4 separate regions of the Mus musculus genome follow, and all the other regions are linked to region 3. The links are chromatin loops, found by intact Hi-C in ENCODE. Cell type or tissue: heart. All regions are shown on one strand. Each heading gives the region's core, and the rest is flanking DNA. Links, peaks and the distances in the headings are about the cores only.

Region 1 (5,476 bases), core at 372-5,371, 400 kb after region 3:
AATTTCATTGTGATCCACTATCAAATAATTAAAACTTAAATAGAACATTAGTCCATTCAGTTAGCTACATCCGAATTATCCTCTTCATCCACAGGGACTTCCATCTCCGAAGCAGCATCCCTCAGCTTTTGAACCACAAAGACCTCGACATCTTCTGGTGAGGAGAAAACGTAAATCTCTCCAGCACTACCCCAATTTAAGCTTTGCCTGGTATAAGAGAGCATGCGCCAGACCCATTTCATGTACATTGGCTTGATCTTTGCAAAGCCTTGTGCTGCTTTATGGGAGAGGGTGGTACTTGGTTAAAACGAAACAAAACAAAACAGAACCCAGTCTTTCCTTTTTGATCCCTCTCCCCTTTATTTATCATATTATGGTATTAGAGTTCAGATCAGACTGGGAGCTTTTGTAGATTTTTCTGTGAATCTGTCACAGGATGAGCCTTAGTTGAAGTTCATAGTTGTCTTCAAGAAGTGAGAAATCCCTAGCTATTCTAAAATAACTTTCTATTACCCTGCCTTTCATCTGAAATGTTACACACTGAAGTTTAATTCTTTATCTTAATATTTGAGTTTCAGTTTTCATATGTGTTTCAAAAGGTCAGTCAGTATTCTGCACTTTTCCAAGTGACTTACTTTAGCATGCAGTTGGTCTTTAAAAGACATTTACAATGTAATTTCTTACTGGACTGAAACTTCTCTTGCTTTTCCTCTTTTTGTGGGGTGGCAGTATGTATGAGATATGTTTATATACCATTGGCTTTTTGGAGAGTTAAATAAAATTCCAGTGAAATTAAATGGTTGTGTGTTCAGTTATGGCATTGATTTCATTTAAGAAACCAGTTCATGTTAAGAATGGTCAAATGCAGATCTTCAAGTAGGAATAGAACTACTGTCCTATTAGAACTACTATTTTAAATTTATTTTGAATATTACTATATACCTCAAATATGTTTTAACATGTATGGTTTCAGTTCAGTGGGATTTATGCCTAACAAAGATTATGCAGTCTTGGTGAATATCTGCAAGGATAGTTGGCCTTTTATAGGCTATGGACTTTGACTTGAGATACCTTGGAGGCTTTTGCATGCATATCAGGTATTCTTTTTAAGTAATAAAGAAATTTCATAAAAAGCTGGTGTCAACATTTATACAAAAAATAGCTTACAATTAATAAAACGGATTATCTAATGTTTTCTGTTTATTTTCAGTGAGAGGCTTAAAACAACGAAAACATGTCTATGAAATATCTGTATTTGGGGCTTTCATTTTGTTTGTAATTTTTCTAAAGAAATCCTCATAAAAATATTGATCCTTTTTTCTAACCTAACCCTTTATAGTTATATTTTCAATCTTTACAAAAATTATAACCTAGCCGGGCGGGGGTGGTGCATGCCTTTAATCCCAGCACTCGGGAGGCAGAGGCAGGCGGATTTCTGAGTTCGAGGCCAGCCTGGTCTACAGAGTGAGTTCCAGGACAGCCAGGGCTACACAGAGAAACCCTGTCTGGAAAAACCAACCAACCAACCAACCAACCAACCAACCAACAAACAAACAAACAAAATTATAACCTAATAGTAACATGAAAGAACCATGTTTCTTCAGTCTGTTGGTGTCCAGTAGAGCATTGTTTAGGAATGGTGAATGTGGGTTTTGAAAAAGGATGCTTTAAAAACAAGAACGTAAACGTTTAACTTTTAAGGTTGTTTCTTCTGTCAGCATCCTCTGTTTCCTAAACTAGAACACTGTGAGAGTACAAGGTGTGCTATCACTTAGAGCAGGACAAGAGCCCCTGAGGGAGGGCCAGTGTTCACCCAGAGCATTGCCGTTCTGGTGTACTGTGTTCAGTGTTTGAATCCAGTGAAGCATATAGAAGCAAGTGAATGGTTCTCAACTTTTTTGTGCATCAGAGGAATTTCTAAATTTTTCTCAAAATACATACTTAAAATTTTAAACTCTCAGAGAGTGACTCACTGTTGTGGAGCCTGGGAGTTTGCATTCATTCTGATGAGTTTTTAAAATTGAGAACCATAGATACAGGCCAGTTAATTTCGCACAAGCAGATAAAGACAATATTGTCTGCTTTTTTTTTTTTGTCTAGTAATTGTGATTACCCACTGAAAATTTTCTTTAGAAAATGGATTCTGATATTGTTAATAAAGTCAATCTTGTGGACTCAATTAGGAAAGAATGAATAGCGTATTGCCATTGTATATAATTAACATGTTACTATGGCAAATATACTGCCTTATGTTCCTGGAGGATTTATGAGTACTTCTATAGTTGCTGTTGTATCTCACCAGCCTCTGAGCTTTTCTTGTTAACTTGAGCAGCTGTTGTAAAGAGGACCACTGCGTGTCCATTCACTGTGCAGATATTTACCGGGAATATAAGTATGGTTCTTATTTGATGATGGTAGTTTATTTTTATCTTACAAAATTCATGTTCTTGTGATTATTTTCTACTTTATAATGTTATACAAGTGTTCTGTACTCATTTTGTTGAAGTAATATAAAAACTGTATGTCAAAGAAAAATGTACTTAAAAATTTATTAATGGAGAAGTATAAAATAGAAGACTAATGATAAACATAGTTATTCTGAAGAATTATTTGGGAGTTAGATTGTTATAATATTTCTTTAATCTGTTTATAGTTTTTAAGGCAAATTCTCAGATTATAAACTCACGAGTCATTTTTTCCTTTTGTAATCATTTTTATTTTGGTATTTATAAGTATCATAAAGTCAACATGAAGTATAAAGAGGAAGACAACTCAATAGTGATCCCTAAGTTTAGGGCATAATGTTCTATAACTTGTTCAAGTGGCTCCCCCTGCTGGTGCAACTGATAAGGGTGCCCAAGTGAAGTTTAATTTAGTTGCTGATAGTAAAAGACAGTCTTTGGCTAATCTGAAGGTTTTGGTTTGTTTTTCCCTTTTGTGACATGAGTTTCTAGTAGATCATTTTTGTAAATGTATGTTTTGCAGAAGTAAGTAGGTAAGTAATGAGAGTCAGTGTGGGAAACAATAGTCTAATTACAACATTAAGTTACAGTGCTTTTCAACTTGTTAATGACTATTGTGCTATGCTCAGGTCTGATGGTAAATTATAAGTTTTTGAAGATTCTCCTTATATATAATACCTTTGTATCACTTTTTCATATGTATTTAGGAAGTTAGTAATATTAGAAAAAATAAGCCAGGAGAGGTGACACACACCTGTAGTCATAGGTACTCAGCACGCCAGGGCAGGAGGCCTGGGCAATTTAGTGAGATTTGGTCTCAAAATAAAATCAAAGAAAGATGAAGAATGTTGCATAGTGGTATAGTGTGAGGATAAAGTCTAGATTAAGATTAGTTATGAAAGATTGAAATGTAGCAGTAATTCTTTGAAAACTTGCCCTGAAGAAAGCTGTGCATCGCAGTCAGTGGTTTTTGACACACAATACAGGACTTTTTGTGTTAATGTTATTAGCTTATGTTTTTGATAATTTAAAATACTTAGAACATTTTTAGTCAGTTTTGTTAGGTGATTTTAAAGGATTCATTTCAATTTTGCCAATGATTACTGATTATTTTAGATAGAAATGTATGTATTATGAAACCAGAGTGATCTTCGGAAGAATTAATTTTGTTCCTTTTCTCGTTTTGTGCATTAGGCTACTGTGGAGCTGACATCAAGGCCCTGTGTACAGAAGCCGCCCTGACTGCCCTGCGGAGGCGCTACCCTCAGATCTATGCCAGCAGCCACAAGCTGCAGCTGGATGTCACCTCAATAGTGCTCAGCGCCCACGACTTCTACCATGCCATGCAGAACATCGTGCCTGCTTCCCAACGTGCTGTGATGTCTTCAGGACAGGCGCTGTCCCCCATTATAAGGCCATTGCTAGAAAGAAGTTTCAACAACATCTTAGCAGTCCTGCAAAAAATATTTCCTCATGCAGAAACTAGCCAGAGTGACAAGAAAGAAGGTACTGTAAACTACTTTTTTGTATTGTGAAAATAAGAAAAACATTTCTTCATAAGATTAATTAGAACTTTATTTCACTCATCACTGAATATTTCAGAACTCACATGTTGTCTGTAAATGGTGTTGCCTGGTGAATGTTTATTCACTCTTAATATGGAGGATGTTAGAAAGTAGACTATAGTAATAATTGCTTATTTATTATAAAGTGCCTAATTTATCATTCATGAATCCATATCAAAGTTCTATGAGTTTTGAGGAGATTGAGCACTTTGGTTATGCGAGGTCACTCAGTAAGATTGGAGGCCGACTCAAGCCCAGGGAGCTTGCCTGCCCCGGCCGTGCTTTGTTCGGACGCTTCTGTACAGTCAGCTCATTTTGATGATGTTGACAGAGCACTCTTCATTTGTGCCGATGAAAATGAAAATGAGCTGTAGGTAAGGGAGTAACGTCCAGCCTAATTGTCCATAGTTATAGATTTCATTAAGCCCGGGCCTGTAATTTGGACCTGAGATGAAATCAGAACATTATCCTAAAAATCACATTTTCATGAGGAAAAAAAAATTCTGCTGGAGATATAAGTTAGTGAGAGGCATGCTTGTCTACCTTGCCTGAGGTCCTGATTCAGCTCTCAGTTCTGTGTCAGCTGGACATGATGGTGCACGCCTGTACCACTGGAGAGGCGGAAGATGCAAGATCAGAAGTTTCACGTCATCTTTTGAGGGCTAGGTCAGCAGGACAACAGGAAACCTTGTTTCATCTCCCCCAACCCCCCCAAAAAGTTTAGGTTTATGTTGAAATCAAGTAAGACCCATGAAATTTGAAGGTGAAGTAGTGAGGGTTTTATTTTTTTGTTGGTTTAACACAGGGTTTCACTGTGTATTCCTAGCTGGCCTGGGCATTTTGCCTGCTTCTCTCTCTACCTGGGATTAAAGCCACGTGCCTGGCATGAGATAGTGTGTTTTGATTATTTTAAATTTATCTTAATACTCTCTTTACTTAGTGTGTAGCTTATAACAAATAGAAAATTGTTCAGAGAATTATAGCAACATTAAAATTCATTGATGTTGTCTAATGAATATCAAATGAGTATATTCAGTGAATCATGAATATTATTCAATTTGACTGTCATTATAAATATATTTTTTCAAAGACTAATTTTCTTTAAAGGAAAACTTTACATAGAACTCTTTGTTCCTTAAGGTTTTTTTGACAGGTAGGGTGTGGACAACTATTCCTGAGCATATCTATGAATCAGGCTCTGTGCTGTGATTTGTGTGTGTTTTTATCTGTGATAGGTACGTTCTTTGTCTTTCTTTTCTGAGACAGTTTCACTCTGGAAATCATTATATAGCACTGGTTGATAGTTAAACTTATAACAATCCTCCTGTCTTACTCTCCTGAGTACACTATTACAGATAGGAGTCATCACCCTAGCTTATCTATGATTTTTATAACTGGGAACACACATATAAATATCTTTATCTAAAACTTTCAATAAAAAACAAAAAA
Region 2 (5,476 bases), core at 228-5,227, 66 kb after region 3:
GCCTTGCTTTGACTCTTTTAACAGAAGAGTGACTACAGCAGAAAGATGGCTCTGTGAAGCAACGGCCAAGTGATGGCTGAAAACCGCCTCTGTGGCTCCTCAGCCCCGTTGGGAACTCTCCACCTACCCTTAGGCACTGCGGCCACTCGCTCCTAAGTGCTGTCATCCCACAAGCTGTTGAATAATGTACAATTTTGTAAATTTAAACATTAACAGGAATTTGTTATCTTTAGGCAGCAAAACAGGAGCTTGAGAGACAACGCCGTTTAGAATGGGAAAGACTCCGTCGGCAGGAGCTGCTCAGTCAGAAGACCAGGGAACAAGAAGACATTGTCAGGCTGAGCTCCAGAAAGAAAAGTCTCCACCTGGAACTGGAAGCAGTGGTAAGCTAGAGCTCTGTGAACTTTATCTGCCGATGCCGCATTTCCTGTGCAGGCCGTGCTTGAGTCAAACAAGCAACCAAACAACCAAGCCGCTCACCTAAATGATCTCTTGCCGTTTCTTTCAGCTTGAAACACCAATTTTAAACTAATATTAGTCACTCTGCTTAACTGATTCTAACACATCAAATGTTAGAGGGTCAAATTCTTTGAGGTCAAATGAGAAGATAAACAAGCTAGACTCTCTTAAGCCTAGCCTTACTTGAATGGCAGGATTCTGCCTGGTGGATGCTTACCTAGGTACTAGAACCAAACTTAGATCTTGTGTAGTGAAAGCCTAATTTTTTTGTTGTTGTTGTCTTGAATTGCATTGAAATTATTTTTATAGATAAAGCATCATAATAACTTTAGTCAGAAAGATGCCGTTTTATGGCTTTAAATTAATTTGTACATGCCATGATTATTAACCACGTCGCAGTGCTACACCAGAGGTCTAAAACCTTTAGCTTCCGTGTACTATAGGGGCGTCTCAGAGCCATCATTTTGATGCTATATTTTTTTCTTAAAAATGGGAGAAGGTAGACTGGTTGGGCAGCTCCGCAGGTGAATGCCATACCTGGCAAGCTGAGGTTAGTCTTGAAGACCCATGGTGCACGGGAAAACTGACTCCCGCAAGCTCTTCTTTGACCTTCTTCTCAGACTGACTTTGAATTATAAATGTAAAGTGAAACTTAACTAAATAAAAATACTTTTTTTTCTGAGGGGACCCTGTCTTGTTAGCACTTATTTATTGTATATATGCATTTAATCTTCTGATAGAATGGAAAACATCAGCAGATCTCAGGCAGACTACAAGATGTCCAAATCAGAAAGCAAACACAAAAGACTGAGCTAGAAGTTTTGGATAAACAGTGTGACCTGGAAATTATGGAAATCAAACAACTTCAACAAGAGCTTAAGGTAGGTCTTTTGCTGCTGTCAGTCATCCACTCAGTTCTTCCTACAGACTCTGTGCCCCTGAGGCACCTATGATACAAAAGATTAGAAAGTCCACAGGCCTCTTAAACCTGAGCTGGGTTCTGCATAAACATGCACCACGTTGAACTTTAATGAAAATATCTTTACACACTGTTTTTGTCCATTGCACATGAAGGCACTAATACTGCCTGACAGGTTGACTACCACAGAAGCGCTGTCTCTTCCATGTGCCCTCACATGCCAAGTGGGCAGGGCAGGAAGGAATCCCCATAGTGAGGGAAAGTCCTCAGGGCTTAATCACTTCCTGTACCCTACCCAAACCTACAGTGCTGGAGTCATGTATCAGTGTGGAATTGTGGCGGGACACATGGATTCTTACCATAGCTTATATTGCAATAAAGCCTTTGCTATTAATTTTAGGAAAGTTTGATTAGAAGTTACTCTTCTTGGCGCTGTAGTGAGAGAACATCAAGTGTCCCTCTCAGAGGCCTGGCACTTATTTACTTGTAGAGTCTGGTTCAGTTATTGCTGTTTTAAAGACAGCATCTTAGAAGTATTGTCCACCTGGAGAGCTGCCCCACATAACTTCTCTCTCCACGAAGATGGACATCAGTTTTCCTCTTGTCCCAGCAAAGGTATTTCTTACATGGTTTGAAATGCTTCCCTATTTCTCCCTAAGAGCTGAGTCCCTCTTTGATGTATACATATTCATTATGGAGTGCTGTGGCCTGTTTACACATGCTGTCTAGTACATAGACACACTTCTCATTCCTTGCCAACTGTCAGCCAAAGTGCAGAAAGTTTCTGTCTCTAGACCCTCATTATGAAGGCATTTTTAATTATCTTTAAATTTCAGCCAGGCATTCCTAAGTATTTGATTAAATATTTTCTTTTTATATCCTATATAATTCTATACTGCAACCATGTAGTGTTTCTATTCTATGTAAAAAAGATTAAATCATGTTTTAAAGTTTTCAAAAAATTCTTGGAAATTATATTGGTTTTAATCAGATTCTAACTTTCTTTTGAAAAGGAATATCAAAATAAGCTTATCTATCTGGTCCCTGAGAAGCAGCTATTAAACGAAAGAATTAAAAACATGCAGCTCAGTAACACACCTGGTAAGACGCTACAGTTGGTTTTATTTCTTTTCTAAATCATTTTTAATATACTATTATTTTTAAAATGGCATTATTGTATTAAAATAATATTTTTCCCATAAGTTAACAATTTTAAAATAATGTGAAAAATCTCACATTAACAATCAGTGGGAAGCGTGACCTCATGTGTGAAGACTGTAGGAAAAGTGGGACAGCCACATGCAGAAGAGGGAAGCTAGCCCTGCCTTACCCCAGACCTGAAAACCAGCTGAAAGCGAATTCAAGACCGAAGCTTGGGTGTAGTAATGCTTGTCGTAACACTTGGTAGACTGAGGCAAGAGGACTGTTAGGAATCTGAGGTCAATCTGGGCTGTTTAGCAAATACCTGGTCAGCCTAGGCTAAAGTGTAAGACCCTTTCTCAAACCCAGCAACAGCAAAGATAGATTCAAACCTAAATGTAAGGTATAAGTTTTAAAACTCTCCCAAAAGAGAACAGACAAAAGTACCATGACATCTTTTGCAAGCATTTTAATAAAATATGTTTATGAATTCTTTGAGGATTTCATACACTGTATTTGGTTCATATTTACCCCCACTCCTCCCTCTAACTCCTCTAAGATCCACCCCTACCATACCATCTCACCTTCAACTCATGTCCTCTTGTTGGGTTTAGCAGGTTTTTAAAAATGTATTTTATGTGTTTGTCTGTATATATGTCTGGGCACTATACTTAAAGAACAATTAGATGCTCTTGAAAAAGAAACTGCATCTAAGCTCTCAGAAATGGATTCATTTAACAATCAACTGAAGGTGCCTGAGGTGGCCAGAAGAGGGCATTGAATCTGCTACAATTAGGGTTACATACAGCTCTGAGCCACCATGGGGATGCTAGGAATTAAACCTCAGTTGTCTTAACCAATCAGCCATCTCTTCAGCCCGATTAACAGTTTTTAAAACTCACAAAACATATAAAAATAGAAACAGTAAGTTGCCATAGAAATCAGACAAGAAATATGAAACAAATCATTTTATATCAAACCAAAAGGTTTCTGTACTACCAAGATGAAAGGTGACCCACAGATTGAGAGAAAAACTGTGTCAGCCATATATCCGTTAGAGGTTTGATAGCCAAAAATATATAAGGAATATACCCCCACCCCAAATCTGCAGAATAAACAGAAGGTTACAGGAGGACTTTACTTTTTCCACCATATGTTTAATTTTATTCAAATTCTATACTTGATTTTTATACCCTAAAAATACAAAATTTTAGGTTATGAATTTAGATAGAAATTTTACTATTTCATTTTAATAGAAAATAATAGAAAATACTCTTTTTATACCTAGTTTCTCTATCCTCTATCCTGTATATGTTTTTTAAAAATCATGTACAGTGAAACCCTCTCTCTTTACCTCATAAAATGTGTCATTAAATAACCCTGTTATTAATGCTTATTGGGTCCCTGCTATGAGTAGTTCTCTGTTCTTAGATCATTGTCAGTATGCAGGAAGGTACCTGAGGAGCACATGCTGTTAGCTGAGCGCTTACCCACGATAGGCCGTGGCTTCAGAGTCACCTCACGTAATGAGGTAGATGGTAGCATGCTCCTTGTGTTTGCTCAAACACCTTTTCTGCTTTGGAGTTTTTCAAGACCTGATCTTTCAGTACAGAACTAATCTTTGTATCCATTTCCTTTGAGAATCTTTACAAGGTATTATTTGGAAATAAAAAGGATTGTCTCTGTATTATATACCTTCTGTATCTCTTTAGTTACATCATTTTGACCAGACAGGAAATGACATGAGTATTTGCCAAATGTGACCTGACTTGATATTTTTGTACTTCAGATTCAGGGATCAGTTTACTTCATAAAAAGTCATCAGAAAAGGAAGAATTATGCCAAAGACTTAAAGAACAATTAGATGCTCTTGAAAAAGAAACTGCATCTAAGCTCTCAGAAATGGATTCATTTAACAATCAGCTGAAGGTATTTCTCTCCTTTTATCTTCATGCTTTATAGCTGCTGCTTGCTAAAAAAAAAAAAGCTACTGTTAACATAATGTTACATGTTACATTTTCATTATTGCTTATACCATGCCAACTACTAGAATCATAGTACTATTTTTGATGTTCTCTGAAGTTTAGTAACTATTTTGTCATGAGCCGAGATATTTTCCCTAGCATTTCCAGGGTTTGATGACTATATGAATCTTTTTATTGGCATCTGTGCATCTCAAAAGCAGCTTCATTGCCAGCCCTTCAGAAGTAATGTCAGCAACACCCTAAGGTACAAACAGACTGGCATGGTGGTGCACACTGTAAATCCTAGAAGTTGGGAGGCTGACACAAAAGGATCAGAATTCAAGGCCATTCCTCAGCAACCTACAGAGTTTAAGACCGGCCTGGGCCACTTGAGAGCTATCTCAGAGTGGGAAGGAGGGATGAGCATGGAAATTTCCAGACTGTCTGATGGTGGTCTTCTAACACTAAGTTCTTCTTGCTGGTTTGTCTCTGTGATCTAATATAATTAATAAGAAATAATACAATGCTTAGTGAAATCTAAAGTGAATCTGAGACCATAAATTTTATCTGAAAAGTAAAGTTCATGATTCATTGAGTTACTGTTTGCCACTGCGGCAGAGCAGATGCCCAAGGGACAGTGGTAATCAGATACTGAAGCCATATGAATGGAGATAATAAAATGTTAGTTGGATATTGAAGTTTCATTCAAATTTGGGAGTAGTCTCAGTTTGCCATTTGCTAACTATTCATAAAGTTATCAGAGCATACAGTTTTGTGTAGTAATTCTTTAAGAAAGATATTTTTCATATGTTTTTTTTTATCTTACTGACTTACTAGAGTAACTAACATTAGCAACAACTATGGAATAAACAGTATGATTTTAAAAAACACATCATGATAGCTTCAGTTAAGGACAGAAAATTGAGGTGAATAATTCTGATAATGTACTTTACACAAAGATATATTCTCTAGAAAAATTAAAGCATGGCCATTG
Region 3 (5,476 bases), core at 118-5,117:
AACATATAAAAAACCATCACACCAACTCAGCCACAAAACCTTGAACCTACAATTTGTCCTTCCTTCAAGATGGGAGGTAAAGGTGTCTTAGAACTTGTGGGAGTGGCCAACTAATGACTAGTCCAACTTGAGACCCTCACCATGAAAGGGAGCCCATGTCAGACACTGCCTGGAAGACTAGGAACCAGAGTCTGGAGAGACCAGAGACCTAGAGTAGAACCAAACATGACTGGCAAGATAGAATAGAATAGAATAGAATAGAATAGAATAGAATAGAATAGAATAGAAGAATAGAATGAACTGTCAATGAAATGATTCCTAATGGTATTTTACAATACTGGTAGACCAGAGCCTAGTATAATCATCACCAGAGAGGCTTCATCCAGCAACTGATAGGAGCAGATGTAAAGAGCCATAGCCAAACATTTGGCAGAGCTCAGTAATCCCTCAGAAGAGAGGGAGGAAGAATTGTAGGAGCCAGAGGGGTCAAGGACACCACCAGAACACAGCCCACATAATCAATTAACCAGGGCTCATAGAGGCTCACAGAAATTGAATTGGCAATCAGGAAATCTGTACAGATCTTACCTAGGTCCTCTGCATATGTTATGGTTGCGTAGCTTAATGTTCTTGTGGGACTCCTAACAGTAAGAGTGGGGCTATTTCTGACTCCTTTGCCTGCTTTAGGAACTCTTTTCCTCCTACTAAATTCCCTCATCTAGCCTATTATGAGGGTATGTGCTCATACAATAGTCTTAGTGTAACCTGTCATGCCATGTTTGGTTGATATCCCTGGAGGTCTGCTCTTTTCTGAAGGGAAAAGGAATGGATCTATGGGAGGCTTGGGAGGTGGCAAGAGGAGGTGAGAGGTAGTAGGGGGTGTTGGGAGGAGAGGAGGGAGGGGAAATTGTGATCAGGATATAATATAGAAAAGAAGAATAAATTAAAAAAAACAACAACAGCAAGAAAAAAGTGTGAAATTATGACCACTGTGCCACTTATATACAGGTCTTACTCTATTGTCTCTCTTCAGATTAACGTCAAAGACTTACAATTTGTAAGTTCTGTGTGGGCTTGGTTGTACAGCATTCTATACGCATTATTCTGGTTGGAAAAGTCTGGCATATAGGACAGCATTTATTAAGATGCCATCAAAGAGATTTGGAATGGCACTTACTTGGTAGAGCATTTGTCTGATGTGTACCAAGCCCTGGGTTCCATCCTCACCCCCTGAGCCTGGGCTTGGTGACACAGCCTTGTAATTGCAGCAGAAGCAGAAGTGGGAGGATCAGAATTCCAGCTCATTCCTGAGCTCAAAGCCAACCTGGGCTACCTGGGACCCAAAGTCAACCTGGGCTACATGGGACCCTACCTTAAACAGCACAAAGACCAGCAAAATCTCCTGGTCGTCTAGATCAGAATCACCAAGCTGAAATGTTTGGTAAAATATAAATCTCTCATGCCAGTCAAAATCTACCAAAGGTTTGGGAATGAGGTCTTTGAATGGGCAGTTTAAACATAATTCCAAAGAGAAATTATACATAGATATTTATGTGGTGGTGTTTGTGTACAGTTGGTTTAATTTTACATACTTTTAAAGAAGGGAGTATTAGGGTGAGAGAAATGGCTCAATAGTTAAGAGTAGTAGCTGGTCTTCCAGGTGACCTAGTTTCTATTCCTAGCACCCACATGGCAGCTAAACACCATTTCCAGTTCCAGGGGACCTGACACTCTGATCTCTGTGGACACTGCTCACATGTGGTACACAGACATACATGCAGGCAAAACACTCATACATGTAAAATAATAATAATAATAATAATAATAACAATAATAATAATAATAATAATAATAATAATAATAAATATTTGTTTGTTTGTTTTGTTTTTGTCTGAAGCAGGGTTTCTCTGTGTAGTACTGTCTGTCCTAGAACGTCTCTGTAAACCAAGCTCGTCTTGAACTCTGAGGTCTGCATCCGTCTGCCTCCTGAGCACTGGGATCAAAGGTACCACCATGCTCTGCATAAACCTTGTTTTTTTCCTTAAAGGAACTATTTTCATTGATTTCCCAGACTCAGTAAGAGACTGACATTATCTCAATCAACCAATTTGAGGGTAACATATAGATAGGATAAAATAAGGCAGAGAAGGGAGGCAGATATTAAAATCATATTCATGGATCTAGGTTGAACAGAGAAGGGTGTTAGGTTTATGGTCAGGGAGAAAGACTGGCAGGTGTACTGGGCTTATTGTGGATAAAATCCTGTCTCTTAGGTTTGATTACAGCATTGCCCTGCATAGTTTTAAATGAGGTATGGTTTGGAATAATGTCTTCAAGTAGTTCTCATACCGTAATATGTGTAAGAATTGTATCACTCCCAAGGTTGTTGGGCAGACATCTTCAATTCAGACAAACTCGGCAGGATATTTTCTGCAGGTGGTACACTGAACACACTTGGAGAACCACTTGGTTCTTTGTTTTTCTTTTTACTTGACAGAATATTCTGTTGGAGCTCACTGGAGTCTCCCTGGGTCTAACAGCAAAGGATAGTTCAAAACGGTCTTGACTGCCCATGTAAGCAAGAACTGAGAAAACAGCTGCTCAAAGACAGTTCGAATCCTCTGCTAAGCGTCCTGAAGACAAAAAAAAAAAAAAAAAGGAAATGCCAGTTTAAACAGCAACAAGGAGCCACACACAGTTGGTTCTGTTTGTTCTGACCTGTAGGGGGAGTACAAGGATTGGCTTACACAAACACTCCTGCTCTGCAGTGTGGGTGGGGACAGATAGGGAGGTGCCCTGTACAGGTCAAGGACACACAGAAGGTTTTATTGCTAAGAATGGAAGGCGCTAAGCAGTAAAACGCATTTGCTTAGCTGTGTAATGTCCTTTCCAACTGTCTTCTGTGGTTACCTGGATTGGATTTGTTAAGGATTCTTAAAGGAAAAAAAAAATCTGTCACTTGTTTTAAAACTAGGTAAATTATATTCTGAAGGACTACCACGAAGTTGTCTTGCAGTGGGTGAAGTAATCCATCTTAACTTTTCTTTTTTTTTTTAAGATTTATTTATTATATGTAAGTACACTGTAGCTGTCTTCAGACACTCCAGAAGAGGGCATCAGATCTTGTTACAGATGGTTGTGAGCCACCATGTGGTTGCTGGGATTTGAACTCCGGACCTTCGGAAGAGCAGTCGGGTGCTCTTACCCACTGAGCCATCTCACCAGCCCCCATCTTAACTTTTAACACAGTAAGGACAGGTACGTATGGGCAGCCTCTGAGAAGGAAGGGATAGAAAAGTTGAAGAATCACTAAGAAAAGACAGGGAGTTATTTTGTGGGGTGGGGTAGGTGCGTTAGAAACAGGGGTCTATCTATCTCTAATTAGCTCTGGCTGTCCTGTAACTTACTTTGTGGAGCAGGGTGGCCTCAAGCTCACAGTGCTCTGTGTCTGTCAGCCTCTGGTGTGTACCACCATACCGAGATTTTGGTTGCTATTGTACTAAAGGGATTTGATAGGACTCTTACTGAAGGAAGGTAAGGCCTTAAACACAAGGCTGGAGGATAAAGAATTGGTTCAGATAAAACTGACTTAGTAAGATTCCTGCTAACCTGGGGTAGTCAGGCCTAACAAAGGTCAAGACCCACTTTAGAAGGGGCAAAGGGCTCTAACTAAAATTTGGTGAGGGACACAGTCCTGCTAGGGCCGAAGGAGAAAGTGTTCTTTCCCTTTGGTTCTATTGACTGTTTTTCCTCAGAATATAATGAAAGTGTATCCCTGAGGGCAAAGGACCTCTCTATACAGACCTTAACCATTGAAATCCTGCTTAAAGTTGAAATAAATATTCAGGGTTCCAGGATCCAAACTTTCTTTTATAGATGACAACCTAGATGATACAAGCATTCCCGAATTTACAATGGGGCTATGTCATGTCAAAAATGTATTTAACATGATTAAGCTTCCAAACATCGTAGTTTAGAAACACAGCACACTCTAGAATAATGTCTGCTTGTCCTTGTGTGGCTGGCTCCCTTCTGACACCCAGGATTGTGAGGTGGTACCACACTGCACATATCTAGCCTGAGAAAACTTGAAGTACACTTTCTGTTGAATGTTTATGGCTATTATACCATTTATTTATTTATTTATTTAATACATAGAAGAATAGCTTCTTTATTTCATTATGTACATATGTGTTGGATTTATACTGGGTTTCTGTGTGAAATATACATATATTAATTTTATACAAGCACCAATATATACAAAAAATAATCAAAGCAGAAAAATCCCACATTAAATCATTATAAATTTGGAGGTAGTTGTAAAGTGTAAAATAAACATGGACATCCACACATATTCTGATTTAGAAAGTATGTGTTTAAAAATTGACTCTTTGGTGTATTATTATAGACCTATGAAATAAATTTAATTACATGCCCAAATTTAGTAAGACTCCCTAGAATGGGTCACAAACAAATTAAACCTGAAATACCTACAGGACTGCCCTGTGGGTACATTCCCTCTCAGTGTACGGGTAGAACAGTCCTGTTACCCAAGGAACTGAAGGCTCCTTTAAGAATGAGAAAGTCTCAAAAAGGTGAAATAACTTGTCTAAGACAAAACTGCTGGAAAGGTAGAATCAGAAATTTAAATGAGGTCTAAAGGTGAACCTTCAAAACCTTTCCTATCATGTTACAAAGATACACTTTAAACTTAAAATGAAATCATAGCAATGTTTTATAGCCCATTCCCCAGTGATATGCACTGAACTTATCAAAAGAACTTCCAAAGTCACTTTTTAAAATAAAGATTTCAATCTTCTATTTCAAGCCTGGAACCGTCATGACTAATTAGCCAGTACCAAAGGTCTGTGAGTCATGCCACCATTAAAACCACACTGCCTGTGCTGCCACTGTAATAAGGTACCTGATCTTTGGTGATTCAGCGCTGCCTCCTGGCCCCTGCTACCCTTTGCACTTAATTCATCCAATTGAGCAGCAGCATCTCCAACCCTAAGGTCTGGCATAAGCAGACGGCAAGGACAACAGAGCTCTTCAGATGTGCTGGTGCCCCTCTCGCCATTTTGCATCTTGTAAAATTAGTGAAGGGTGTGGAGGCCTTCCCATTGTGGAGGTTTAGGTTTTACACAAGGTACCCACTCTACCATTGAAATTTCCCTCAGCCTTAGAATCCCTTCATCAACACCAAGCAAAGGGATATCAGGCACTTCCAACTTCTTTTTAGTAGGCCATCTTTTGACAAATGTTTCAGGCAACCCTTTCAAACAAACTTTTAACAACTCTTTAAAAAAAACACTGTAGGAGCTTCTATACTGAACCTAGAATCTCCACTTACTGGGCACATGTCAATAAACTCAGACTGATCTAGTTTCATCTTCCTTCCACCATTATTCCATACCTCTAAAATCAATTTTACACATACTTCCCAGACTTCTGCTTGAATGGATTAGACAATTCA
Region 4 (5,476 bases), core at 213-5,212, 55 kb after region 3:
TGCTATTTCACGTCACTTCTGATGTTTTGAACTTAGGATTCCACATCTTTTGCCATGGTTCTGCTGGGGTCCTTCACAGTTAACACAGTAGATGGTGGTCCTTTCTAGGTATTTCTTTGAGAATGAGAATGATACTGTAAACTTTTTATTGCCACTATTTACCTCATCCTTGTGAGTGGTGTACAGTGATTATTCAATAGATGTTAACTGAGTAGATGACTGGAAAGCCTTAGGGTTGCTGTATGTAGTTGATAGAATTCTACTTTATGTCCTTCAAACATTAAATAGTCTCATCAAATGAATGTTTACGATTCATGTTTACAAGTTAAAATTTTGTGTTCTTGTGAATGACATAGTTTTGAGCAGGCTCATGTACCTCCTATAATATCTTGGCCTTTCATATATGTTTTAGGAGGGCCAAATATGTGGGCTATTACATCTGAAGAACGTACTAAGCATGATAAACAGTTTGATAACCTCAAACCTTCAGGAGGTTACATAACAGGTTTGTATTTAATCTTTGTTATATTATTTATTATAAATATGTACCTGTTTATATATCTTAGAGTTAAGTTTAATAACTGCTATCAAAATTGTATTAAGTAATAAAATTCATATCTACCAAAACTCTAGAATTTAAAGATACTTTATTTTTCCCACAACTGTCTTAATTTGTTGATTCATTTTGGCATATGGGAGTTTTTTTCTTAAATTCTAAGTGGTGGTCCAGAATCCATTTTATTACATATTAATACTATTTCAAGAAGTTTTTTTATTTATATCTTATACCAGATATTTTTCCCAGAGTTTCCCCCTCAAAAAAAAACTTTAAAAATTTTTTATTTATTTAGGATTTGCTTGTTGTTGTTTTGAGAGAGGGTCTTGCTGTATAGCTCAGACTGGCCTCTAACCTGTTACATCCTCCTACCTTAGCTTCTTCTGACTGCTTAGATTACAGGGATGTGGCATCCCAAAGTCTGTTTCCATAATGCTAGCTCCCCTTTGAGAGATAGCATTAATTAAGTATTAATTATTGGTGTTAACAACTTGTCTTGTAGAAAGACCACTAGAATAAAAGAAGTGATCCGTTTGAGTTATCTTTCTTTTCTTTTTCAAGAAATGAAACTTTCCATTTTCGTTCCACTGCATCTTAATGCTTTTATGTATAACAGTTGTCACAGAAATGACACCTATACCATTTTTTGGCTTTGTAGTATGCGTTACTGTGTTTCACCTTCACAGTACCTCTGTGAGGCAGATACTGTGTTCATCTGTATTCACAGGGTAAAGCCTAGTCCAAGAAATGATGTGGATTTGCCTAAGGCTATCATGATGACTACTGATACCTTTCAGGCCTTCTTCAGAATCCATCCCCGTATTTATTATAGTCCGATGTCATTTGTATTCCTGCTGTACCATCCCTGCTGTCAGAGTTTGACTTGTTTCCTGACGAGCTAATAATAGTTATCCATGGCTACTAGAAGATCTGAGATTCCTGAGTCAGGACCTTACCACTAGTAGTGCCCATGTTTCTGTTGGTTTCCTTTGTTCCCTGATTCTCAGCAGGATGATAACAGTGTCAGAAAGATACGTGTTACAGGAGAACCCGAGCTCGGGAACGCCATCATTCTGTAGCAAAGTCGTTCCTTGTTCCAGTGGGAGACATTATTACTTCAGTCTTCAAGAGTTTTCATTTATAAGTCAAATTCTGAAAACCCAAGCAGAGGAATTGGGTTTTGTTCTTGGTGTGTTCAGCAAGTATACATACACGTATCGGGAAACTCGTGAGCGATGTTTCCCTAGCCCTTGGTAGTTATAATTATAGAACTTGTTTAGGGTGAAGAATCAAAGATGAGTAGCACACTCTTTCTTCACTGATTAATAGAATGTTTGTGGTGACATATTTCTCTAGACTGTAAACACCTTCATGTGTACACTTATAACTTTGCTGGAGTTAAGTCAGCACCATGTGCCAGCTGTTAGGATTTGTAGGCATTGGAATAATTCTGCTTACTAATGCACCCTTTGGCTCTTGTGCTTATTCCTTTTAGGTGATCAAGCCCGTACTTTTTTCCTACAGTCAGGTCTGCCGGCCCCGGTTTTAGCTGAAATATGGTAAAACACTTTCTTTTGTAAATGCATTTAGATTTCTAATCGGCTATTGTTGTTTTTTAAATAGTATGGTGTTGACATCCAGTTATTTCCATTTGTACTCTGCTGTTAAATAAGAATATTTTGTTAGCTTTTTGAGAAATAAATTATACTAAGTAAATGATTGAAAATAATTTGAAGTGCTCTATAGAAAAAAATTCTAATTTAATTTGAATTCAAGACAGAATGTAAGAGTTAACATTGAAAAATATTTCTGTCTAACTTGACAAAAATTTCAAATTCCTTTCTATTATTTTGTTGTAGCTTTATTGGTTTTCATCATTTGTAAACCCCAAAGTGCTATCCCTTTCCTTGCTCTTACTTTAAAAATATTCTAGAGGGGTAGCAGAGATTCTTGTGGCTAGTGGCAGAGGGCCTGGGTTCAGTTCCCAGCACCCACATGGCAGCTAACAACCATCTATAACTCTATTTCCAGGGTATCTTTCACCCTCTTCTGACCTCCGTGGGTACCAGGCACGCACATGTTGTACCTATACATGTAAACAAAACACTCATAAACATAAAGAATTTTAAAAAATCTCTTAAAATGTTCTAGAATATCTGGGGTCATGTTTTTTAAAAATGTATTACAGTAAATAAGATCTTCTACTCCATTCCTTTTCCTTATAGAACATCTGTGTGCTTGACAGAATGCTAGTAGCAAACATATTTTTGATTATTTGAACAAGTGAATAAATTAAATTTAGAAATTATGAGCCTATATAAAATATACACACTATGTAACCTTAGATGTCCTAAAACTCACTGTGTAGACCAGGCTGGCCTCAAGCTTGGAACAATCCTTTTCTCTCTGCCTCCCTGATGGCTGGGATTTGAGAGGTGTGCTATTGTTCCTGGTTTAGGACTACGTTATTCTGGAATGATTGTTTTCTATCTTCACTGCTAGAAATCCTCTCCGAACTATCTAGATTCTGTATAGCCTATGAACATTTTGCTAGATACTATTTCTGGCTAGTATTTCTCACTGTTCAGGTTTTCTGTTATTCATACACACACACACACACACACACACACACACACACCACACACACACACACACACACACACACACACACACAATATTAAGTGACAGTCTACATGTGAATGCTTTGCCATTGTTTTCTTTTTCTCAACCTCAATAGTCATTTATATTTCCTCATTACCACCCCATATACTGATCTACTTACCTCATTCTCCTTTTAGGGCCTTATCAGATCTGAACAAGGATGGGAAGATGGACCAGCAAGAGTTCTCTATAGCTATGAAACTCATCAAGTTAAAGTTGCAGGGCCAACAGCTGCCTGTAGTCCTCCCTCCTATCATGAAACAACCCCCTATGTTCTCTCCACTAATCTCTGCTCGTTTTGGTATGTACTTAGTAATTTAGCTGCCCTATTTGATTGTTAAGATTGATTCCTTGGGGATCAGGAAAGGATTTATTAGCACAAAATGACAATCCCTAGACTTCCAAGTTACTTTTCATGCCTTTAAGAGAAAAGATTATAAATTACTATCATAGCTAAGTGTCCCTGTCTGGTCTTGCCTGAATCTCCTGTCACAGTTACTAGTCGTGAAGTGAATTATCTGCCTCTTCAGTTACAACTGACTCTAAATACAGTTCCTTATCGTCTCTTCTGTCTTTCATGGATGGAGAAGCAGGATGCTAATTACTAGAAGCTACAGAAGGGAGATGATGGTGTTGGGGGTCAAGGACAAATGGTCAGTTGGTACAAAGTTACTGTTAGAGAGGAGAAATAAATTCTAGATTCTGTTGTATGGTAGGGGGACTGTGGTTAACAATTTTGTATTGTATATTCCAAAGAAACTAGGAGAGAAGATTTTAAATGTTTTTAGCACAGAGAAATGATAAATGCTTGGGATGACAGATGTGCTAAACATCCTGGTTTGGTTATCATATATGTATACATGTATCAGAACACTACACTGTAACTCTTAAATAGGTACAGTATTAATATTAAACAATAAAACAAGAAGGTTGAAAATTTAAACACGCCTAGTGGGGTTTAATCTGCATGGTAATTTAAAATCATAGATAAGTAAGATTTTCTTTAATTTAAAGGTTAATTAGCCAGCTAAATTGAGGCCTAAAAATTGTATACTTTGTCCTAATTAATTTATATACTCATCAGATATTACCAATTGATATGTTTTTATATAATTTTGATTGGTCAGTTTCTTATGAATTATATGTGAAAAGCAGTAATTTTGAATGGAACATTCAATAAGATGTCTCTATATTGAGAAATGCATTTGTTTACACCAGATGTTAGGTTTTAAAACACCTTATTCTTCCACTGTTGTACTCAGCTGTAGAAATAAACACCAAATCACCTGGTGGCCATATTCTTATGTTATAGTTAGTGTTCAGCAGTTAAGAAAATAGAAGTTATCACTAATTTTAAAGACTTGTTTTTGAATTTTATAACTTAGAAGAAAAGTGAAATGAGTGGTGCATTTGCCAATAATACATATACGTAAGCAAGTCCACCATATCATCTGCTAATTAGAGCCTGTTTGTTTGAAGAATAAGGATGCATATTAGCCTAGTAACGTAGCAGCTCTGGATCTGTTTTCCTTACTCAGAAAACCATGTAGTCAGGTAAGACATTTTATCTTTGAGACACTATATGTAGTTGACAAAGATTGCTTAGTCTTAGTGGCCATAAGAGAAGGAAAAGAGAAGGTCTGCTTGTAGTTCATACATGAAAGACAATATTCGGGCAATAGCTTACCCCATCACTTCAGATGCAGGGCTGCTTTATGGAATATTTTAAGGATAATTTACCATGGCAATTTTGCAAAATTGAGGGTGCTTTTTATACTGTAGCTTGTTTTTTGAGATGTATTTTATAGTTGAAAGTACCATTGGAAAATGTGTTCTCTTATTTCTTTAGGGATGGGAAGCATGCCCAATCTGTCCATTCATCAGCCATTGCCTCCAGTTGCACCTATAGCAACACCCTTGTCTTCTGCTACTTCAGGGACCAGTATTCCTCCCCTAATGATGCCTGCTCCCCTAGTGCCTTCTGTTAGTACATCCTCATTACCAAATGGAACTGCCAGTCTCATTCAGCCTTTATCCATTCCTTATTCTTCTTCAAGTAAGTGTCTAATAAGTCAAGATGTGAGGAAGAAACTGTGGTTTGTTGTTCACAGAGTTCCTTCTTTGTGGAATTGCCTAGTACCAATCTTTTCCCTTTTATCATTTTCCCTCCAGCATTGCCTCATGCATCATCTTACAGCCTGATGATGGGAGGATTTGGTGGTGCTAGTATCCAGAAGGCCCAGTCTCTGATTGATTTAG

Evidence for each region. Hi-C counts contacts between places; a loop is a spot of excess contacts. Peaks named below come from ENCODE experiments on the same cell type or tissue, not always from the same donor. Only the 100,000 strongest peaks of a DNase experiment are listed, where the experiment ranks them.
Region 1: it touches region 3 in a loop (5-fold over the local background); 7 of 42 quality-filtered maps call a loop at or near these places.
Region 2: a loop joins it to region 3, with 2.3 times the contacts of the local background. A loop is called at or near these places in 6 of 42 quality-filtered maps.
Region 4: it touches region 3 in a loop (2.5-fold over the local background); 5 of 42 quality-filtered maps call a loop at or near these places.

The regions. Positions count from the first base shown.
Region 1 is chr12:4,970,312-4,975,787 of GRCm38, forward strand. Atad2b (ATPase family, AAA domain containing 2B) reads left to right here. Exons shown (of 28, transcript NM_001362349.1): 16 at 3,657-3,968. Among named protein-coding and RNA genes, the nearest start is that of Atad2b, 56 kb to the left of the region's middle. In heart, for the core only: CTCF peaks have their summits at 2,843 (motif pointing left) and 3,043; no DNase peak of the experiment used is centred there.
Region 2 is chr12:4,635,348-4,640,823 of GRCm38, forward strand. Itsn2 (intersectin 2) reads left to right here. Exons shown (of 40, transcript NM_001198968.2): 13 at 234-383; 14 at 1,200-1,340; 15 at 2,392-2,479; 16 at 4,308-4,447. Among named protein-coding and RNA genes, the nearest start is that of Gm3625, 44 kb to the left of the region's middle. In heart, for the core only: a CTCF peak has its summit at 3,288 (motif pointing right); no DNase peak of the experiment used is centred there.
Region 3 is chr12:4,569,346-4,574,821 of GRCm38, forward strand. It overlaps Gm46332 (a long non-coding RNA gene), which reads right to left and starts at 228. Exons shown (of 3, transcript XR_001780543.1): 1 at 141-228. In heart, for the core only: a CTCF peak has its summit at 2,721 (motif pointing right); a DNase peak (open chromatin) is centred at 2,736.
Region 4 is chr12:4,624,479-4,629,954 of GRCm38, forward strand. Itsn2 (intersectin 2) reads left to right here. Exons shown (of 40, transcript NM_001198968.2): 3 at 413-505; 4 at 2,052-2,115; 5 at 3,355-3,518; 6 at 5,067-5,273; 7 at 5,390-5,476. Among named protein-coding and RNA genes, the nearest start is that of Gm3625, 33 kb to the left of the region's middle. In heart, for the core only: no CTCF peak of the experiment used is centred there; no DNase peak of the experiment used is centred there.